2 separate regions of the Homo sapiens genome follow, and region 1 is linked to region 2. The links are chromatin contacts, found by Hi-C or POLR2A ChIA-PET in ENCODE. All regions are on one chromosome and are shown on one strand. The core of a region is the stretch at or near the end of the contact, and the rest is flanking DNA. Distances in the headings are between cores, read along the strand shown.

Region 1 (6,761 bases), core at 3,001-5,500, 51 kb before region 2:
AAAAAAAAAAAAACTGCACCCTCATTTAAAATATTTCATCTGAGAAAGGAAAGGTGATCACTCCACGCTCACCTCAGGTCTCCTTTCCCAGATAGACTTCCTTTTCTTACAGTTGAAAACTAAATACACAGTCCTGGGGACCAGCTCAGTTTCCAGAAGTTGGTTCTCCCGATGTCCCTGACACTAGCAGGTTTAATTCAAAGTATAGAAGGCGACCTCCGTAGGTGTGTGGTCATTGTGGAAAGAACGGAAGAGACCATTTAGGTCACTCTGCATGTTAGCGAAGTTGAAAACCAAGCCAGTAAGCAGTGAGTGATTTGATGAAGCAGTGCTTCAGGTGTCTGCCTCTTTGAGTTCGCTGAAAAGTTGGATCTTACATATTTAGCACCTGAAACAACCGAAGGCTTACGGAGGACACTGACAGACTGGGGCGAGGAGGGTCTCTGCCTCCCCTGAAGACCTGGACCACCCTCCACACCTGGGCAAGTGCTGCAGCGGTGCCTGCTATTAGAGTTAAGCAGCAAGGGCAGCGACACCTGGGATGTAAAAAAAAAATAATTATAAATAAATAAACACTAGCAAACTACCTGTTAGTTTCTACCTGTGAGGACCTAAGAAGACTAAACAAACAGCTCCTTAATTTCTGGACTTTCCCTTGGATCACAGAAGGAGACCCTGGGAATTTTCTGATTCCTTCTTTCCTTTTTTTCTTTTCTTTTTTTTTTCGGTCTTAATGGAGATCTTGAACTGCAGAGCCGCCGTGTCAGAACTCAGATGGTTAACATTCACTTCTTGCTGTTTTATTGCATATTACTGTGCGCGCCTGAGCAGCGGGAGCAGATTCGGGCAATTACAATCAAGTCAGGGCACACGCCGCGGCGGAGCAACACGAGCATGATGAGGATACTGATGAGGCACTTATCGAAAACCCCACATCATCCACACTCATCAGCCACAACATGTCACCCCAAATGAGGCATCAGCTGCCTTCAAAAGGCTCATTGCACAGTGTTTACCGCTTCCCTCGGACCCACTTTTGATTTTACGGTCAGAACTGGGTTCAAACAGCAGCTGTCTGGCAAGGGCAGGTCTGCGGCTCCTCGCAGCTTCCGCGGGAGTCGGGAGTCCTGGGGCTTTGTCTGGGGAGCTTTGGGGAGCAGGGGCTGGCAGGGCGAGGGGACGCGGAAGGCAGAGAAGTGTCCAGTTCCGTTTCTCTCAAAGAGGAATCCCTTTCCCAGAAGGGGCCCTTGATTAATTTCAAGCAGTAGCACACAGTGGTGGCATAACGGGGGGAGTAGGAGGGAAGCCAAATAAGGAGGCTTTCACAGGTCTCCTTAAAATGGTAGCAGGGTGGGTGGGACCTCTCACGCAGACAGAAGTCCTAGAAAGATCAGTCTCTTTGGAAAAGACAGATCCAACCAGTGGAGCCGTTCAAGTGGTCACAATTTTTAATTCTTTCCATCAACAACTCCTTCTTGGGTGGTTGGGGGAGGCATTCGTTAGCAATCTATAGGAGGACTTCCCCCCATCTAGTTTTTCTGCTGTAGAAGGAAGATATATTCCTAGTAATACTCCTTAAAACTATTCTTTGTTTTTACTCCTTGAAACTCTTCCTTGTTGCTTTGGGTTAATGCAACTTGCAGCTAAACACTTGTTGGGGGAATCTAATTGTTTACACTTAAAGAATGTGAAAACCATTGCCATCTATGTTTCAGTCTGTGTCTTTCCTGGTAGGGGGAGTGTGTTAGGCTGATACCAACTTTGCACATATTTGTAATGACTGGATTAATCAATGCCATTTATTTTAAAGCTAAATGTTCATAATTTTGTAAAATTCACCCTACAGTAAAACATTTTCCAGTTAGATCTAGACCAATTGATCCAATACCAATAAAAGCCACATAGGCTTTCAATTTTTCACTCATTTGAGACCTTTTCAGCCCCCTCCCCTCAAGCCCCAGTGAATGCTATCTTAGCCATCCAAAGTAAGAATGAAGAGCAGCATGTGGCAGGGAAGAAAGGGGAACCTCCTGCCCCCAGTCATATGATCTGTCCTAGAGACAAGGCCACATGCAGAGCATTGTTCAGCAAGGGGGCAAGGGAAAGTTAGGCAGGTTCAGAGAGACGATGTGGACATAGGGTAGACCAACAGGCAGAGCCACACACCCTAACCAAGGTCCAGAATCCTGGGACTTAGAAACAACCTCAGTGTACCTGTAATAAATCTGGAGTATACCTTTGGGTATAGAGAGTGTCATGAACTCCAGTCTTTTTCAGTTTCACCATATCCATTGCTACTTTCTTTTCGCTGTTTTTTTCTACATAATTCTACAGCAGTTGGCATTTGGCTTTTAATAGGATTTTAACATCTTTACAAAAAATGGGGAACCACAGAAAATAAGTAGATCTCTAGGTTTGAAGAGTTTTAGTAGTTTTGAGAAACTAATTTACTTTTTCTGGTAAGTCATTTTATCCACTTTTAGATGTTAACAAACTAGAGCTGCCAGGAATTTCAGGAAAGGTGTTCCTTTCTGTCTATTCCATCTCAGGGGTTCTGCTCACCTTCTTTCCTCCCAGATCCCTTCCTCTTCTAAACTTTTTAACTCTCCTTTCATGTCCCTGAGCTGATAATATTCTAGTTTGGCCCATTTTGCCCAAACTCTTCTCTAGCTTCTGGGTTTTTTTTTCCTAAGTTTAAGCCCACATGTTTGTACTACATGCTGGGATTCAAGGGAAAATCCCACGACATGGTCTAGGATGGTGACTATAAACCTCAGAGCATCACTTGACTTAATAGCTCCAAAAGAGTCAAGACAAAAGGAGGCAAGTTTGTGCCTACATTTCCTTTGTCATCCTGGATCCCTCAGGGCCTCCAGGCTTCATGCCCCAATAACCTGTGTTTATTGCATGATTTCAGGTGAATACTACAGGGAATAGGAAATGTGAATGCAGAAAAGAAAATGGGTGGGTACTACGGGATAGGAGAGAGTTTGGGAAGGTTAGATTAAAAAGTAACTCAAGGCTAAGATTCATATTGGTCCTTCTAAGTTTTGCCTATGACTCATTTTCACTAAGTGATATCTCATAATCTTTAACTTAGTATTTCCTTTAGAGCTCTCCTAGTAGGTGACCTCTATTGATGATATAGAAAGAAAATGAGTATTTAATTAGAGTTCAACAATTGATTACGGAGAGGATTCATTAAACCATCAGATGTATTTATATGGACTTAGCAACCTCTATCAACAATGCCTGCCAAGATCATTGGTTCTAGGGGTTGCAAATATTAGTCATAATTCCTTAGGAAATTTTAATATTGGTGGTGTGTGTGTTTAAAATTTTTACATATATTGGATACTCTTCAATATCTTGCTACTGATAGAATTCAATGCTGGGAGAAGCAGAGGGAAGATTGCAAATGAAAATGCAGCACGATAAATTCTAGACAGTTATCCAAACCAAATTAAAAGGAATTATTCATGTAGAAGATCAGAGGAATTCACTGGTCAGATGGCTATTGAGGCCCCTAGTTCTCAACCTCTGGTTTAGGAATCTGGAGAAAAACAATCTTGCAGGATCCTTCCTGGGAGCTTCAGAGAAGATCTAGGCCAGAAAGAGACAGTTTTCATGTGTGTATGTGCATGCAGCATGGAGTGTGTGTGTGTGTGTGTGTGTGTGTGTGTGTGTGTGTGTGTATCTCTTTGTGGGGTCATCATCTAACGCTCTTTGTGATGCACATTCTAAATTAGGCAAAAGGGATGCATCTTTCAAATGCAGATCATGTTTGCATTAGAAGAGCAATGAGAACACTTGTCAGTTTCAGAACATTTATGTGCTAGAAGTACTGTTAGCAGAAGAGCAGTTTAGATAAATTCAAGACTTTTTTTGCTGATCACAAACATTAAGCTTCACACCTGAAGCCCTCAACCCCCTGCTGTGCTCTAATCCTAGCACCATTCACCCTTAGAGACTCAGAGTGCTGTGCCTCAGCTCTCAAACCTTTGATTGCCCTTAGTTTGAATGCCACCACCTGCAAAAATGCCTTTTTATTCCCTTTGAGCCTCTTGAGAAGGAAGTAAAAATGATAATTCATGACAAACATTAATTAATTGTTTACAAGATGATCTTTTCTTTTTCCAACTTCTGTTCAGCAGACATGTTGAACTGCAAGATTCCACTCGCGACGCCAGAATTCGTCAAGAGGCCTGCATTGTTGTTTCGCACTGAGGCATAGGACCGGCTACAGGCCATTGTTTCTCCAGCTCAAGTGGGCCTGTCTGGTTCGTGTTGGAAGAATGAGGGTGACATGCGTGAGTTCCCGAGTATAAAAGAACTACTGGTTCTAGGAAGGAACAGGAGGTTAGCCACTAATGCAGAGTAAATAAACATTTTTCACCACCTCTTGCTCCATGTGATTTTTAAAGGTCAAGAGCTGCCATTACAGTATTTTAAAAGCTTCAAATTACATTTAAAGAATGTATCACTAAACTCACAGAAACCTTATCAGAATTTAGGAACCTACTGTGATTGTTTGGTCCTTGAGTTTATCATCCCACTGGAAGGTGGATTGTAAAAGGAAGGCAGATGCCCCGTTGTTTCTGATATCCTGCAATTTGCTCAAAGTGAATGCTGTTCAAGTTCTTCCAAATTTCCCTTCAAAATATGGAAAGTGTTAAAGACACTTCAATTTCAAAATCTTATACAATCTACATTGCAGGTCAAACATTTAGGGCAGGGAAGAATAAGCCTCTGGGGCCTTTCACGACAAACACGTTCAAAATGCAAAGAGATGTTCATGTTCCCTTGAAACTTCCAAATGTATGTGTGTGAAAGAAAAAGAAGTAAAAGGCAGAGGGAGATTTCTTTTTTAAATTAAAGAATAAAAAGCTTACTTCAAGGAAGTGTAGAGTAACAGCAGAAAGACTTCCTCAGCAACTGAGGTTTTCAGATTTCAAATTAGGAGCCCTTAGATCACGGCTGCTAGGCTAAAAATCAATTCTATATTTTCTGAGTTAATACTAAGGATTGCACTTAACAGACATGGAGACTAATAAGGTATGCAGAAGGAGTAAAAGCAGCGCACACACACAAATTCAGGCCTTAGTTTTGGCCATGATCCAGCACAATGATGTTTCAACCAGATTTGAAAAAAAAATCAATAACATCTGTGGTATAATGGTTAATTAAAGCAGCTCTTCAGCAGAGCTCAGGAGGAGAGGCTCAGCCTGAAATTCAGACAGCTGAAGCTTGATTATCAGGAAAGAATGCTTTTTTAGCTATGAGTGGATAGGCCAAAAGCTGCAATGTGCCGAAATGGGGAGAAAAATTGCTTTTATTTTAACTTTCTTTAAGTAATCAATACATGCTTTTCACCTGCATTAGGACACTGCTCAGCTCCAAAGGCCTGTTACTCCACTTCAGCATAAATTCTAGCTACTCTCTTTTAAAGCTTCGGTTTAAAAAGGAGTCCCCATCCCCTGTAAAGCAAAAGAAAAGAATATGCAGGTTTGGGTGCATGTTCTTGACACCAGTTAAAGCTCAGGCTATAGGATGGTCCCAAGGGTTTAATCCATAAGCTATGTGCAAAGCTGCCCCAATCTTGGAGTACACAGAGGTCATAGCCAGAGTACTAAGGCTTCACAATAGAACTAAAAATTCTCGAGGGAACTGTGAAGGGCAAGGCCAAATTTCCCACTGCTTTTCGTCTTCCTATTGTTTTGAGTACTGTGCTAGGGATGTTTTCTTTACCTTTTTGAGGGCAAAGCTCAATGAATCAACAATGATGCCTCTTGCAAGGTTAGTAGGTGACTTTTCCAAAGAAAAAAATAATTGTTAACACCTCGTCTATTTTCTTAACACTTTGCTTCGGTTTCTATTTTGGATATTGTTCCTGGACAGTGGAATCTGTGTGTTCACGTCATCATTGTCAAATTTCAAGATGCATTTGTAAAATGATATTGCCCCCTCTGGATTACACTAGTTCTCCTATAGCATATGGTTAGTTAATTGTTCATTCATTTTTTCATTCAGCAAGTTTTTCTTCAGTGCCAAGCATGTGCCTATCACTATGTTGGGTGGTTTCTGCCCTAGGAAGCTCATACATAGCCTGTTTGAGGGCTGCGTGCTTGTGAACAATTAATTGCAAACACAGTGGGAAAATAGCCCAAATACAAGTGTCTAAAATGGCTAAAAATGTTTAAGCACCCCCCCACCCCGAGTCAACTGCACTTGGGAAGAGACAGAGGGAAGGTTAGGGAGCCTCAACAGGGAATATTCTCGGAGCAAAATCATGGAAGATAAGGAAGTGTCTCCAGGAAGACAAGGAGAAAAAGGCAGAGAAGGCATTCAGAATTTACATATACTTATGTGAATTATAAGTATCAATTCAGAAGAATATATATGAAAGAAGTGATATATATATATCTTATAAAATCTTCTAAATTAATCTTTGGAAATTGATACATGATAGATATATGTATTTTCAAGGTACGAATGACATTTTGACACATTCATATGATATGTAAAGATCAAATCAGGGTAACTGGAATATCCATTACCTTAAACATTTATTTTTCTCCTAGGAACATTCAAATTATTCTCTATTAGACTGGTGCAAAAGTAGTCACACCATTTTGCCATTACATTAAAAGTAATGTAATGTGATTTTAATATCACATTATAACTAATGGCAAAGTGGTGTGATTACTTTTGCACCAACGTAATAGCTATTTTGAAATGTACACCAGATCACTGTAAACTAG
Region 2 (6,626 bases), core at 522-3,021:
TATTAAACTCTTGAAATTCAGCCAATCTGATAGGTAAAAAATAGTAGCACTCTAGAGTTTTAGTTTCTGTTACTAGTGATGTCAATATCTTTTTATATGTTGTAAGACAATTGTATTTCTTTTCATGTTAATCTTCTCCTTAAAGTCTTTGTCCATATTTCTTTTGGAGTGTTAATATTTTTCTTATTGATTTCTAGTTCTTTATATATTTGGGAAATTTTCCCTTTAAGTGTGTCATGAGTTGCAAATATTTTTTCCCAACTTGTCATCTGTGTTTTGACTGCGTATCTGGAGTTTTTTCCATGCAGAAGTTCTGATTTTTATGCAGTCACATCCATCTTTATGGCTTCTTTCTCCACTCCAAGGTTATAAATTCTCCCATGAATTTTATACTGCTTGAATATTTTTTCTTTTAAATTTAATATTAACATTTAGATTTTATCCTTGAGCAGTATGAGTTACAGATCCAACTTTAGATATTTCCAGGTCGTTCTAGTTATCCTATCACCAAATATGGAATAATTCATCCTTTCCCTACCACCGACTTTTTGTGTTCCCTTTATCAGATACTAAAGTATATTATGTTTTTGGCCTATTTCTGGACTTTGTATTCTGTTCCCTGTCTGCTCACACATTGAGTACTAGTACATTTAACATAATACAAACACAATGAACAAGAAATTACAAGAACTGTACAGTCACGTGCCACATAATGTTTTGGTCAACGATGGACAGCATATATAATGGTGGTCCCATAAGATAAAGGAGCTGAAAAATTCCTCTTATCTAGTGCTATCACAGCCATCATGATGTCCCTTATAGTATTGTAGCACCCTTTCTATGATTAGAGACACACATTTTTTCCATTGTGTTACCACTGCCTACAGTATTCAGTACAGTAACATGGTGTACAGGTTTGTAGCCTAGGAGAAATAAGCTACATCATATAGCCTAGGAGCAGTATGTCATTAAACAGTGTGAAAGAAAATCAAAATATATGTTTATTTGGGAGCAAGAGGCTACACCATATAGCCTAATCGTATATAGGCTCCACCATCTATAAGCGCACTCTCTGATGTTCATTTAATGACGAAATCACCTAACAACGCATTTCTCAGACCATATCCCTGTTAAGTGATGTGTGACTATTGTTAGTTTATAAATGAAAATGGTCATTCCTGTATCTTCACACAAGTATTTTGTCATATTTAGCCACTGCTCACTATAAGTCACCATTGAAACATACATTCCTTTCCCTATTTCCCCAGGAAGTATATCTATTATGCAGAACCAGACGTTGATTGTCATTCAATCTGAGAAAATTCAGCTGAAGCCATCGGCAATTTTTCAATTAAAATTATACATTAAAGAATATACATGGCAGAAGGCTGTTTTCTCTCTGAATATGCCTTTAAGGGTCCAGAGTTGTGGGGTGTTCAAAAATCTCAGCGTGCGTTTGTTCAGCCTCTCATAGTGGTTTACAGCAACAGAAATCTGTGAAACATGCTGCTCTCGCTTTCTGAGGGTGCTCCACGATGACTTCAAAGCGTAGCCATTAAAGAGCATTTGAAAGGGCACTTACTATTTAGTACCCAGTAAACATATATTTTGATTTTCTTTCATACTGTTTAATGGCATAATATTCAGCAAGGATCTGTGGAAACCAGCTAGCAATCACAACAGACACACTCCAGGGAGGAGTACCAGCACTTCCTAGATTGGGCTTCTCTCCCTCCCCACTGTGGAAGGGCTGCGGCCGATTTCATCACAGTGCCAAATATTCACAAGCTTGTTGTCTGTTATTGGTTTAATGTAGTACATTCACAGAGATTGAGGTTGATTTTCAGTAAAGTCCTATGACTAATGCTCCTTGGCTGTGATCTTGAGGCTTTCCAGCTCACTCTACCTGCTTCCACCCCTCCTTCTTATCAAGCATTTCATCACTGGGGAGGGGATTTATGTCCTCACCACAAAAGATGACTTTTGGAGCAGAACCTACCCAATAATCAGAAGTGGCAAGTAAGAGGGCAGGTGGTGACCTCTCTCAGTGACATGAACAAGAAGAAGCTGGAAGAGCCTTTCCTTTTTGCTTAGAAAGTGCCCAAACCACTCATTGCAGGAAGCATTTGGCTACCGACCACTTCTCTGAGACCCCTTATAAAAGGTGAGCAAAATTGAAAGCTCTCCCTCCCTCCCCAATTAGTTCAGATTGCAGCCGACCTTCAAAGATATCCATTGCAGGGGTGTTTTCTAGTGATGATGCTGTGAAAATAATTTTCCTTTTTGAAGGGCTTTCTTTCTATTCTCTCCCCATGGCAACTTTTGAAAATTTGTTAAAACGCACACACACGCTCAACCCTCTCAGGCTATCCACAAGCTCTCTAGGTGAGTGGGAACAAATGGCAGCCTATCAGAGAAGTGCACCCAGGACAATTGCACAGTTGTGATCATTTGGGGATCTCATGCAGACTCTCCCTGCAGCCCCCAGTGCACCATCAGGAGTTTCTAAGTACAAAATGAGACAAGGTAGGTGGAGACCAGGGTGTGTGTGTGTGTGTGGGTGTGGGTGTGGGTTTAATTAAGCAAACACTAGTTTGTTCCAATTGCCTTTCCAAATTGATAAGAGATTTCTTATGATGCCAGTAACTGCATAGAAATTGAAGAAAGCAAGCTAAGGCTCTATAGCTTTGGGGCATCTGTGTACTTGTTATATGACTGAATCTAATAGCTGAGACTAGAAGCTGATAGGAGAGTGAGCTTGTTGGGGGAAAGGGGGAATTCATGGAATAGACCGTACCAAGGGTTTGAGGGGCAACCACAGATGACTCAGGACTTTTGGGATGCTGTGGTGACAGTTATGGCACTCAAGTCACAGGAAAACTCATTATATCAACAGAAACCTCCCCTGAATAGATGTACATCTAATTGACATGTGATAAAAGAAATCATGCACATATCCGTTTTTAGTAAGCACTTGCTTTATTTCAAGCACCTCAACTTCCCACTGACATCCCTTTTCTGGGGAGCCTTATTTTAAGATGCCCTTTAAATTAGGTATACATAGGGAAGGAAGCAAAAGCTACAGTGCTCCTCCATGCAGCTTAATTTCTGGGAGAGAAAAAAAAATGGCTGTTTCTGTTTTTCCTTTTTTGCCTCGACACAAGAGTGTCATGCCGAGAATTATGCTGAGGCTAGGATTTAATGGCCATGCCAGGAATTGGAAGCAACAACTATGGACCAGAATGTAAATCCCATGGATGGTTTTACTTGATGCTTTTACGGAGCATGAATGAGGATGTAATTTAAAAATAAGCCCTGCATCCTATTTAAAAAGATAAGAAGGGGCTGGATGTGTGTAAATGTTTGGATTAAATATGACCAAGGACCGTATCGTATTCAAATGGCTTGGCACTTTGAAAATGATGGAATCAGGCTTCATAACGATGCAAGCATCTACCTAATGGAACTAAATTTGCAATAAAGGTGCATAGTGGAAAAGAAGGGCAGACAAGTGGCGCTGAGAATCTAAGTGAGACAGCACCAAAGAATGAAACATACTGAGTTTAAAGACTGACCTTATTGGGATCCTTTCTACTCTGACAATGAGGATGTGAATTATCCTATTATTATAAGCAGGTGGATCATCTTATTAATGTACCCTGGTCTTTCACATTTTTATTTAACTTTAAATCAAATTGAACAATTTCAGGAACAACCTCCCATCCCTCAAAGGAAACAAGCTGATGCCCAGAAATATTTTCTGTGGAGCTTTATATAATTTTTTTTTCTTTCCAGAGACACATTTTCAGCTCTGCCAAACCATAATGCTTAGGCTTTCGTTTGGATATAGCTGAGGTGTCTTGGAAGTTTCTCTGTAAATTCCTTCAAATCCAGAGGAGCTGAATGAGATTCTAAGAGGCTGTGTTCCTCTTAATGATTCCGGATGGAACAGCGTCTTTGGAATTCTGATTTGGATACTGTCAACCACTCGATAGCCCCTGCTCTAAGGGGTGGCAGATGAACCATCATCAAATGTTTTCCAAATTCATCCCTGGTACAACTCTCCCCTTAAACCAAAATTAGGCAGTAAAGTAATATTTGCTTAGAAACACTTACCAGGCACCTGCCTAATAAATGCTACCCTGGCAAAGCCTTCCCACACAAAGAAAATATTTCATCGGAAGGTCAATATCTGCAACTAATGAAAGAAATGGAGCTGTTTCAAACTCACCGACAAAGGTTTCTGTCTCACCCCCCTTTCCACTCTTTTTTCTTTTTGGTTTTGTTTCCTTTCAGCATATTTTAGGAACTAATCAGCCTTATAAAAGGTAGCACTGTTAATCTACTGTTTGTCTTGGTCTTCATCACAGCTCCTTAAGAGATAGAGTGCAAACAAAGCGAGAATTAAGGTCATTCCATTTAAATCCTTCAGAGAGGAAGACAAGGGCTAAGTTATTGCTGAGGACTACAGAGAGGAGGGCTGGAGGAATCCAGGATTAAAAAGAAAAAAAAGAAACCCTCATTGTTTATTATTTGCCAGCCTCAGAGCAGCCCCCATTCCCATATTTGTGAAGGGATTACCCTCCCATCCTCTGAGATTAATGGGAAGCCCAGACAATTCCCTGGCCCACCATGCACCCTGCACCAAAGAACATTTTCCAGAAAGGTGGGCCTGGGAGTGCACTCACTTGGGGGATGAAGAGCGTGACACACTCATCAGCCTGATGTGATTCGTCCTCCAGCTGCCGGAGATGCACAGGCAAACATAACTGCAGAGGGGATTCCATGCTTGCAGAGAAGCAAAACCACATATTAGGAGGTGGCTGTGCCCATGAAAATCTTAGCATGTATCAGATTTAAAGGGTGGAGGGGGTCCAAATAAAACAATAATCCACGCAAAAGCATTTTAGCAGCTTGTAATACTGGCCCCTTTTTTTTTGTAATCCTGATTACAACTCTACTCCCCATATTTTGGGACAGAAGTCAATTTCTTTATTTGTTGCTACCACAGTTCATTGAAGCATTACTAAAATATATTAGCTTTCAACACTAAAAAAATGTGGCAATGGGTTGATCTAAGTGACTAATGCATGGGAAATTTTTTTCTTTAAAGAAGTAAGGCCAGGAAGCAGAAATTGCCATCTACAGCCAACAACAGAGATGCAGATTCTTACTTTGGTCACTGAATAAGGTATTTTTCAAATATTCTCCAGTATTTGGCAAGTTTGGCATATAGTAAACGCACAATAAATATTTGTTGCATGAAGAAAAATTTTGGTATTTTTGACTGCTTATACTGAAAACAATAACATGAATGTTTATGGAGCATTTACCACATGCCATGCAGTGTACTAAGCACTTTACTTTCATTGTCTCCCTTAATTTCAACATCAACACCATGAGGGTATTATCTGCATTTTACAAATGAAAAAAAAAAAAAACAAAAGCTCATTGAAGTTAAGTCACTCACCCAAGGTCACATAAGTAATCAGTAGTAAAACCAGCCCGCAGGGCCATACCATGTTCTTAATGCTGTACTGCTGCCCCTTGAAAGCAGCATTTCTTAGCTTGAGCTTAGAAAACACTCAGGATTGCTCCAGATTCAATGTGATTTTATTAGATGGACCAATTATCCTCAGAGAATCAGAGTGCTACCTTTAGCTAAGGTGTAATTGGGAAGAGGCTACCTTCATGGCAACTTCAAATTTTTTCCTTAATTCCCAGAAGAATTTAGCTACTCACAAAATACAATGACAATTCGGTGGTGCTTTGTTGAAAGTCATAGGAACAGATCTCCTGAGAGGAGTGATGCTCCTTCCCTAAGGGATATCCTACCTCCTTACCTCCCTCAGTTACCCTCCCAATCCCTGCACCAGGCGGAGTGTCAAGTTTTCCCAGGCAGGATGAGATCTATACACCCTTGGCATATGGTGGGTTCTGCCTGGCTTTCTGCAGTGTTTGATTATGATTGGCCTAGTTAATTCATTTTGTTGCATGTTCACCCCTCCTTGGAAATTGAACAGGATTAAATTGCATTTATAAAGCCCTGACAAATCACCGTGTGATTGAAATCAGAATAAAGACAAACACTGAGATCATTCTTTGAGGAAATTCTGACAGCATTTCTGGCTCAGCAGGAGTGTTTGTCCAGAGACTCACATTATCTCCTAGCCATTGGGATGCCCAGTTGTAAGCATACTGACTACACAGTAATAAATGTAGGATCTACAATCAAAGACTAACCAGAGTGAAAAGCCATACATGAAATTGTTTCCTCTTGAATAATCCTAAAACCCCATTTTAGCAAATAGTCCAATTTATTCTGTCTCCAAACTCGAGCTCACAAACAAGCTGTCACCAAAGTGGACTGAGTTATACCCATTTATTTAATTTCCCTTCCTTTGAGGAAAGTGCTAGAAAGCCTTATGGTGACCAAAAGAAAGAAGTATAACTAGCATTAAAAATTTAGAAATAACATTTTCTAAGTCAGAAATAATAAAAAGTTCCTGGACATAAAAGTAAGGCATATTTTTATTTTTAGGATATTTTGCTGAGCTATGCAATAATTTCCAGCATGATTGCTTAGCCAGTCTTAGCCGCTCCCTAGTTTGTAATACTGTACTTCC

Evidence for each region. Hi-C counts contacts between places; a loop is a spot of excess contacts on that map. ChIA-PET counts read pairs that join two places held with the same protein, here RNA polymerase II (POLR2A). Pooled maps may share reads with other maps.
Region 1: a loop to region 2 is called in a pooled map, with 2.1 times the contacts of the local background. The contact joins two enhancer-like sites. A Hi-C loop is called at or near these places in 2 of 168 maps with a recorded cell type or tissue (Caco-2 and PC-3) and 2 of 50 pooled maps. POLR2A ChIA-PET finds 5 or more read pairs at or near these places in 3 of 52 experiments (BJ, H1 and WTC11).

What each region holds. Positions count from the first base shown.
Region 1 is chr14:36,266,705-36,273,465 of GRCh38, reverse strand. LOC124903302 (a long non-coding RNA gene) reads left to right here and starts at 184. Exons shown (of 2, transcript XR_007064116.1): 1 at 184-1,047; 2 at 4,155-4,398. LOC107984003 (a long non-coding RNA gene) reads right to left here and starts at 183. Exons shown (of 3, transcript XR_429356.5): 1 at 73-183. RefSeq lists an enhancer at 506-1,005. Within about 2 kb of position 4,250, at least 2 of the 41 ENCODE cell types and tissues checked have a DNase peak (open chromatin) inside an H3K27ac peak, as active enhancers do.
Region 2 is chr14:36,213,121-36,219,746 of GRCh38, reverse strand. No RefSeq gene overlaps it. Among named protein-coding and RNA genes, the nearest start is that of PTCSC3, 40 kb to the right of the region's middle. Within about 2 kb of position 1,771, at least 2 of the 41 ENCODE cell types and tissues checked have a DNase peak (open chromatin) inside an H3K27ac peak, as active enhancers do.